2 separate regions of the Homo sapiens genome follow, and region 2 is linked to region 1. A link is an interaction called in ENCODE POLR2A ChIA-PET data of the cell type or tissue named here. Cell type or tissue: MCF 10A. All regions are shown on one strand. Each heading gives the region's core, and the rest is flanking DNA. Links, peaks and the distances in the headings are about the cores only.

Region 1 (4,747 bases), core at 445-4,444:
ACATTATATTGCTACAAAAGAAGCAGCATAAATCTCGCGATAGCTTATACTGAAATACAAGAAAGTGAAAAAAATCTATTTAAATGGCTTAATAAAAAGGCCATACTAATATTGTAAAATTCACAGACAGTCTTTTCTAATATGACAACACTTAGCCCAAATCATATAAAATCAGGGAAGATAAAATTTAATATGATTAATTTTATATGACCAGTGACATGTTGAACATGTAATGCCTGTACTTTAAAAAGCTCCAGATTATATGCAATTTAAACACATTATAACTTTCTATCACTCACTAACCTAAAAACTAACATGTATTATCCACAGACAAAAATGTCTGGACTTTCAAAAAAAACGTGAGATGTAAGTGAATATCTGATTAAACAACTTTTTCTTCCAAACTGGTAGGGAAACTTTATGGAATAAATGTGTTTGTACAGTGGTGGCTATCTGTCACGGTAGACCCTGACACAGCCATTAAAGCACCAAACATTTTGGGCAATATGTCATAACCAGCCAGTTGGAGGGCAGTAACAAAATACTTGGCTAACCATACTATACTAGAGACATTTGTTTATCTTAGCAAGCTAGTAACACCAAGCACCACTATAATTGGGGTCATCTGAATATCATGATTCATTGCATTTTTAAAAGAATTAAACATCATAGGAAAATCATTCCATATATTTTGGATTTTGAACATTTAAAATATTAGTTGTTTTAGCATCATAAAATGTTTATATAATATTTTCTTTGAAAAAGGCAATATATACATAATATTATATTGTATTTATATTTAAATAAAAAGTAACAAAATTTGCATTCTATCATATGACATTATGTAAAATTTTGTTCATATAGAAAACAAAAAAGTAGGGTTTGATTTATTGAAGCAACAAGGAATGGATGATTTTTTTTCCTTCAATCATAGCTGAAATAATTTGTGTTGAATGTTGTTTATGTGCTAGATACTGTATATTGGATTTTATTGACATTATTTAACCTTTAAAACAATATTATAAAGTAATATTATTTCTATTTTATAGACTAGTTAATTAAAGCTTAGAAAAATTATAAAACATGTCCGATGTCAAATGATTAGCAAGTAGTAGAGCTGGGCCTAGAACTTTGTCTAATATCAAAACCCATATTTATAATCACAGTAATTTTTTAAATAAAAAATCTATACTTTATATATCCTGCACTCTGTACATTGTTCTTATTTATGAATAGATGTATGTCAGTTTCTATGGGCTTTTTCTGGGAAATAGAATGACAAACTCATTCTGACTTGACCAGGATTTCCCCAGTTTTAGCACTGAAAATCTGGCCTCCTGGGTACCTGCTCAGTCCTAAGCAAACCTATGCCAGTTGGCCCCTCACCAGGAAAGAATACTTAACCTGGAAAAAATTCTAATGGTTTCCAAATTTTAATCTTAAATTCAGAAATCTGAATAAAAGCGGGGGGACGGAGGTGCAGAATTATGAAGAAGGCTTCATGTTTTGCACTGAGGAATATGTGTTTCTCAGGGAGAAAAGCATTCATTGTCACCTTCCCTGGAAATTATGCCTGAGAATTAAGAAATGAATAGCAGCCTTCTTAAGTGTCGTTTTGCAGCTAGTACATAACTGAATACAGATTTTTGGAATCAGGAGTGAGAGCAAAGAGCAAAAATGTGTTTCTTGAATTATCTGAAGAGCAGCCTCGTTGGTTCCCCCTTCGCTTGTTCTAGACTCATTTCCTTGGTGCTGTTTTTAAAAGGGTGCTCCATGGTGGGCCTGGAAACCGAAGCCCTTCCTAATCTAGGTCCAGCCCCATTTCTACGCATAACTTCTCACTGCCACTTACTGGAGATTGCAGAAGATTCGCCTTTAATATCTTTCCTTTTCCTCTGCTTGGTTTATGCCCCTCCCCCAGGTTCTCTGAAGTGACTCAGATGTTCTGTAGGTCTAAGTGCAAAACTATTTTTACCACAGCGTTTGGGAATCTCTGGGCACAAACTGTCTGCCGATTAGGTAAATTACAGGTGCAGGAGCTCATGTTACTCATTTAGCTGCCACAAATTGAAAGCACTAATCTGCCTCTTCTGAGTTTTGCCTTTCAGTCAGCGGGCTCCTCCTTTACCTTCTATTCTTTATGGCTACTCTCCGCCCTTGCTGGGTGACCCTTCGTCCTGAGGGCTAGCCTGCGTTCTGTTCACTCTGTTTCTCTCCTCTCTCTCTTCTCTCCGTTCTTCTATACCCTTTTCTTTCTTCTATTTTTCATAGTTGAAAGAGTATAATCATCGTCTATCCGGCCCTCAGTTCTGCTTTATCAGCTGTGGCTGAAACTGCTTTCTTTGAATCTGACTATGTAACCAAATTCCCCAGCTATCACCCACACAAATCTCTTCCCTAGTCTCTGACAGTCATCTATGTCTGTTTCTTCCTTGAGCTTTTTCTGACTGTCACCATCATCCTGTTACTTTCCAAAGGCTTTTCAAAAAGCTTGAACTTTGTTCCCTAGAAATGCCACCACAATACCTCAGGAACTTCTGTTCCCAAACCATCCTTTTCTCAAGCTTCCTGTTCAGGAGTGACTTTACTGTTACACACTCTTAGAGAACTACATTCCTTTCTTTCAAAGTTCCTAATTCGGTTATTCATTTGTGTGACTTTTAATTAGTATCTTGTTCCCCAGTAAACTGGAAATTTAATGAGGGTATAAATACATTAAGCTCTGCTACTAGAGCGACTAGTTTCAATATTTTCACCTTGATTAACACAAATCCCCAAATTTTTCAGAAACATCTTTCTCACCAAATCTAGGTTTTTCAGTGAATTCACTATGATTCTTTCCATCAGAGGCCTTACAAATTGAGTAGGAGAATTAATATTTGCTGAGTGCATATTTCATACCATGGGCTCAAAATATATTATTTAATTTAGTGTGAAAAGAAAGCCTATGATATGTGTAATGTATATGCTTTTTGATCTCTAATAAAACTGTGGCTAGAAACACATACTTAAGAATGGCTAGAACACAGATTCTGTCTTTCCCCAAAGGTCTCTTCTCTTTCTACCATATATGCAACATTTCCAAAGGCTCATAGCTAAAATCCACTGATGTGAGCTAGCCATAATACTTTCCTTCCCACTTCTTCCCACAGAAAAGAATTGGGAGGCACTCAGGCTTTTTTGGGGGGAAAAAATCATTTGCAAATGAATAAGCATGAAGTAAGAACAACAGGGTGGTAAACCACATGAAAACTTCCCATCCTGTCACTAATCTAGTTTCAGATTTTATGATGAATGAAGTCTAGTCCCCTTGGAGTGATTTTATTAATGATAATATTATTATTCCCCTATTATCATTTACTTTTTCCATAATTAAAAAAATATTTGGACTATTTAAAGCTTGGAGGATTGCAGTTTATGTAAAACTGATTTGACCACTTGTCAAGGTCTGTGTCTCCAAGTTCTACTGAGAAGTGATATAATTGCAATTACAGGCATCTCATATTTTGTAAACAGTTTGAGTTCCAAGAGTTCACTAGTTAGAAGTTTGGCATCAGTGCGTATTTTCCCATTGACCTAATCTAATAAAGGGTGATTATTTCCCAAGCTGGCATTTCCTTGTTTTCTCCTCCCACCTCCTGCCCTCAACTCCCAAAACAACCACAAAAAAGGGGAAAAATCTGTTTAAACCAGGGTAAACACTCCCACTAATTTTACTGGTCTGAGGTCTAGAGCGTGTTGGAAAAGGGGATTCATAATTTAATAAGGAAGAATTCAATAGGTGAAAGTTGACTTTATACCAGTAAAAGCCACCCTTGCCTAAGAAGTTGCTCCTGATCTGCACCCCAAAGCTTTATATACTTTTTTAAAAAAATAATTCTCTTTCTACATTTCTAAACTGGCTCTTTCTCCAGTGGTGACACTTGAATGAAAGAAACAGAAAAAGGAAAAGGCGAACTTCCATATTTTTTAGCGGGTTCATGATATGAAGGCTCTCTAACATCTATCTGATACCTCTTAAAATCAGTGGCAAGTCTAAGAATGGTAACACCTTAAATGTATTTCTTCACCCAGGCTTCAAAATTGCTTAGTAGTGATATTTTTCTCCCTTATTTTTCTCTGAACATACTAATTCCAATAATAAAAGTACTTTTAGAGAGGATGCTACATTTTTGAGGTGGGTTTCATGTTTTTAAAAGTTTAATTTTTATAACATCCTGTAAATATGGACATCTTTTGTCATTATGCCAATGTTACGGATTAAACATCTGAGAATTTGAGATAGTAGAGTTCATTAAATCCTCACAGGCCCCAAAAGACTATAATCTAGGCCTTCCCCATCCCAATTCCAAGGCTATTTCTCCCATTTGGTCTGTTAATTTAACTCACCTCTTTAGATTCAGACTCCATGAGAAGAGAGATTTTTTTTAATGCTTTATCCTTAGCACCTAGGACACTATCTGGCACTTAGTAGGTACCCAATAAATGCTGAATAAAAAAAATTAGTCATTTTTATCTTAATGTTCTTAATGATTTTTATCACAATAATCTTAGTTAACTTTTCAAATTGTCTTCACATTTACAAGAGACAACATAAAGTGTGGTTAAGAGCACAAGCTAATTTTCTATAATAGATGTTAGATTATACCCTGAGTTGCTGAAACTTTCAATCTGCAGTTTTAATTGCTGACTTGAGCAACCAAGAAACTGGCGAAAATAGAAAAAAAAAAGTCACAGAAGAAGTATT
Region 2 (4,747 bases), core at 242-4,241, 75 kb after region 1:
TAAAAACATATTACTCTCATATGTAAACATGAGATCTTATAACATATAATATCATATCATATTTGCCTCAGTAGATTGCAATTGGATTGAAAGAAGAAAGTCAAAACTATCCTATTATTTGTCACATTCTACATAGGCAGCTGGGAACTTAAGCAGTGACTATGCTGGGTAGCTTAACTTCTAATGAGGAGCAACAGCCCAGGGTGCAGGGAATTCCTAACTTTAGACCCAGCTAGGTTTCCTTTACTATTAGTAAACCCTGCCTAAACGTTCATATGCAGGTAGTCTGTTTCTCTGAAATAAAGGATATCACAATAATTAAAATCTGTTAATATATGTGAAGTTCTTAGAACAGCACTTGACACATAGTAAGTACAAATATAATGAATTCTTATAATTGTATGTTGCTTCAACATCCATTTTGAATGTAAATGGCTTGACTTTCCATATTCAATGAGTTAATAGGTTTGACTTCCTCATACAAGAGGCAGAGCTTAGTCACCCTTGACAGAGTTTTCAGTTCTCCACCTCTTCCCAGTTTTTCAAGGTGTTTCATTCAGATATCTGTCTCATTAACTGCCTCCTGGTGACTACTTCCCTACGAGATAGTTACATTCAACCTACTTGCTCTACCCACTCCCACATGTGGCATGTGCTTTGTAGATAGGCCACAGTGACCACCTTTCAGTCACTGCAGGACTGCATCAAACTGCCCACTTGCTCTTAAACCCACCAGTTGTAACTCCCCACCGGAAATCTACCTAGGAAATGGCCTGAACCCCAATAAAGTCTTTGGACCTCAGGTCTCTTACTCTATCTCTCTTGCTCCCCACTTGACAGTTGAGTGTGTGTCCTGGACTCCCTCCTTCCTGTCGGTCCTGAAAAATGTGCTGCTCTCTTCTCTCTAGGGTATATGTGAGTAATAAAACTGCTTCTATTATTCCATGTGATATAGTTTGGCTGTGTCCCTACCCAAATTTCATCTTGAATTGTAGCTCCCACAATTCCCACATGTTGTGGGAGGGACCCAGTGGGAGGTAATTGAATCTTGGGGGTGGGTCTTTCCTGTGCTGTTCTCGTGATAGTGAATAAGTCTCACGAGATCTGATGGTTTTAAAAAGGGGAGTTTCCCTGCACAAGCTCTCTCTTTGCCTGCTGTCATCCATGTAAGGCGTGACTTGTTCCTCCTTGCCTTCCATCATAATTGTGAGGCCTCCCATCCATGTGGAACTGTGAGTCCATTAAACATCTACCCTGTATAAGTTACCCAGTCTCTGGTATGTCTTTATTAGCAGTGTGAAAACGGATTAATATACCATGTGTTTTGTTGTGCTGCCTCTTCTGCATCTCACACGACCAACATACCCGAACCTAACTTCTTTTCCAGTCAGGGCTCTCCTACAGAGTGGCTATCTTGGTAGGAATAAACTATTCACAGGTCTGGTGAGAGTCACAAGGGCATTTGCCAGTGTAAATAAGTTTCCTGTGAGAAGAACAATTGGACACGGGTCAGACACTTTAGCAAGTTAAGTATTCTGACAAAAGATAAAGGTCAGGATAAAAATGAAATTAGAGAAAAAAAATACAACTCAATAAATGTTAGCTGTTAAGTATAGCTTTGTCTACCCAAAATACTTCTCTAATTATCTTATTTCGGTAAAACACTGTTGTAGATTGCAAAAGCAGCCCAATTTTCTGTTCCTCTGTGTATAAATGCCTTTTACAATGATCAAGAGGTAGAGACTTTTCCCCCAGTTGCTGACTCTGGGCTGGGCTAGTGACTTGTTTTGGCCAATAGAATGTGATAGAAATTACATTTTGCCTGTCTGAGCCTAACTCTCAGAAGGTCTTGTGGACTTTTGCTCTCTCTTGAGATTTTTTCCTCTATTATGAGAACAAGCCCAAACTAGCCTACTGAGGGTAATAGACCATGGGGAAAAAAGCTGAGTCACTTCAATTGGAAGTCAGCCAACCCCAGAAACAGAGCTGCTTAGCTGATGTTCAATTGATTACAGGCACATGGGGAGGCCCAGCCAGTCAAACCCAGAACAGCCCGGCTGAGCTCAGCCTAATTCTGTGACTTTCAGGATGAGTAACAAAATAAATGATTCTTATTTTAAGTCAAAATTTTGGAGAGCAATCTTCCTCTTGTCAATGTCTATCTCAGTGCTATTTCAGACTCCTTTCGTACTGTCAAATCTCACTCAACTTTTAGCATCTATTTCAATTGGCATCTCTTCCAAGAAGATTTTTCTAATTTCCTCAAGTGATGTGTTATCTCCCCTATAATTGAACCCCATTTTGATATTTGTGTCCCTTTTTAGCTTTTTTTTTAACTTGTTTTCTATTAGAGGTGTTAGTGTCCTACTCATCTTGCTTTTCCTACAGCTAGTAAGTGGACATCCAGGAGGTACAAGGATATATCCCAGACCTGGCCAGTCATGCTACCATTTCCCATAATAATCTCCTTAAGAAGTGAGCACCAGACCCAAGTCATTCAGATACTACCTGTAAGATATAGGCACTGAGGGAAAGAGTCTGGTTTTTCTTTTAGATGAAGAGCTATAAGAATGGAATCGAGACTAGGAGAGGAACATCCAAAGGAGAGAAAATGACTGCAGTGGGAGAGAACAAGAGCTACGATCAAAAAGAGGAGAGACAAGCAGCACTGAGGAAGACAGAAGGGTAAGAAGAGGTAAGAATTCTATCAACACTGAGATACTGAGACCTGGATCTGTCCTGTTTTGGAAGTAATTGATTCTCTCTCTCTTTTTTTTTTCTTCTCAAGCTCAAGTGAGTTGTGTTTTGGTTAATTGCAAAAAGAAAAGAATCCTAAGCTTCTTGTGAACTGAGGCAGGTTAATATGAATGATTCTCCAGTGCTATATCACCTATAGATATGTTGACTACATAATGTATTATCTATATTGGGACACTTCTGAGAGCAAAATGGAGTGCTAGTAATAATTATTCTGAAAAACCTAGTGCTAAATGAGACTGTCTCTTTGGGTTTCCCAGAAAAAAATCAGAAAAGCTGGATCTTCAAAGCTGAGGATTAGATGCTGGATTGTTGTGTTACAAAAATCCAGGTCTAGACCTTCTATGGGTCCCTTCTTTGTAGCAGACAGTCAGCCTCTCACCCTTACAACCCTATTATCTACAAAAATACAGCTAATAAACAAAAACTCACAGGAAGCAAAGATTTATGGAACAGGTAGCAATTAAACTCTTTGGAACTACGTTGTGTTTGTGTGGGATAGTTCTTGAATTTGTGTTTGTAATCACTATAACTTAAAGGAAGAAAAAAATTAGGTATTAGTTCTCATGTATGATAATTTTCCTTCAAGATATTATGTTTTCTATCCTTGGTGTCGGGGAGGCAGTAGAAGTAGCAAATTAATATAATGTTTAAGTTAGTTGTTGAATATATATGGTATATAAAAGTTAAAACTCAGATAAAACTTTGTGTTAGCAACACAGATGAACACAATGTGGGCTAAAGCTGAAGAAATGTTTTGATTTCGATGATCACCTTTTATCTTCCTCTATAGGCTACAGCTGAGACAACAGTAATTAATCTCACAATCTCCTGTACCTGATATAATGGCTTAGGGGCAGAGGAGAACTACTGTAGTGTAAGTGGGGCTTGTGTTCTGATGGGCAATGGCAATAGGCAGGACCATTAATACAGACTCAGGCATATGGAAGTAGTATTATTGTGCCCACCTTGCTAATTTAAAACTCACTTTACACTTTAGAATTTCTCCCATGAAATAAGCAACGAAATATGTATCTACAGTAAAGTCATTTGGTGGGGGGATTGGGTATTTAATATTAATATGGTTAATATTTACATTAACCTCTACATTCATCCTGAGGATAAGAATAAGATCAGAACAACCAGGGAATAAGAGATAAGGATGACCACTTTTATCTTTACATTCTTTATCTCCTCTTTGTAGAAATAATAATAATAATAATTAAAGCTCTTTTCTTTCTTAGAAGTGTGTGGTGTTGAGTTCTCAACCCAGATGAACTTTGTGAGTGAGCTATAGAGAACTGAGATAGACCCAAGATAATCCAGCAGCCATTCTATAAAGTTGAGAGGTGAAAGAAAATTTCTTTTAAGTAATATTAAGTACCCACTTGGTAGGTAATTACTATAGGAGAAATTAAAATGACAAAGACACAAATGGGTCCACTACAAGACAAGCTAAGAAAAATGCTAAAGAGGGGTTACAAATAACAAATATCACAGTGGGGTTTGATGATGGAATAGATAACGTCACGTCTGAAAAAAATTAGAAAAACCTCCTTGGAAAAGAAGCTATTTGAAATGGGCCTTTTATGTTGGGGATTTTTTTCTGAGGAATGAAAGAGGCATTTCAGGAATAATCAAAATCTAAGAAGAAAGAAAGTTTGGGACAGTTTCCAGGAATAGGTAGTGGTCAATTTCGACTGCAAGATTAATAAGGCTAGAAAAGCAGTGCCATTTAGTAGGGAAATACACATTCCAAACCATATTACTCCCTAATGTTAGTTAGCATGTTAGCCTATCACTGAACTTTGCTCAGTCCCTCATCCCCTCATCGCACACACACACACACACACACACACCACATTCTCAGCAAATACTTTGAAATTTGTTGGTCATAATCTGATGTAGTCATGGTAGATATTTTGTACTGTAGAGCTGTGCTAGTTGTTAAGTTTAGCCTAAAGCTGCCTCCTTACATATTTAAAATTCA

The links. Peaks named below come from ENCODE experiments on the same cell type or tissue, not always from the same donor. Only the 100,000 strongest peaks of a DNase experiment are listed, where the experiment ranks them.
Region 2: POLR2A ChIA-PET joins it to region 1 with 8 read pairs; 1 of 35 experiments calls an interaction of 5 or more read pairs at or near these places.

The regions. Positions count from the first base shown.
Region 1 is chr12:80,701,060-80,705,806 of GRCh38, forward strand. The region is part of intron 1 of LOC105369867 (a long non-coding RNA gene); the gene reads right to left. Among named protein-coding and RNA genes, the nearest start is that of MYF6, 4.2 kb to the right of the region's middle. RefSeq lists an enhancer at 2,053-2,112. In MCF 10A, for the core only: no CTCF peak of the experiment used is centred there; a DNase peak (open chromatin) is centred at 1,972.
Region 2 is chr12:80,776,351-80,781,097 of GRCh38, forward strand. No RefSeq gene overlaps it. Among named protein-coding and RNA genes, the nearest start is that of LINC01490, 16 kb to the left of the region's middle. RefSeq lists enhancers at 1,371-2,570, 1,815-2,044. In MCF 10A, for the core only: no CTCF peak of the experiment used is centred there; a DNase peak (open chromatin) is centred at 1,951.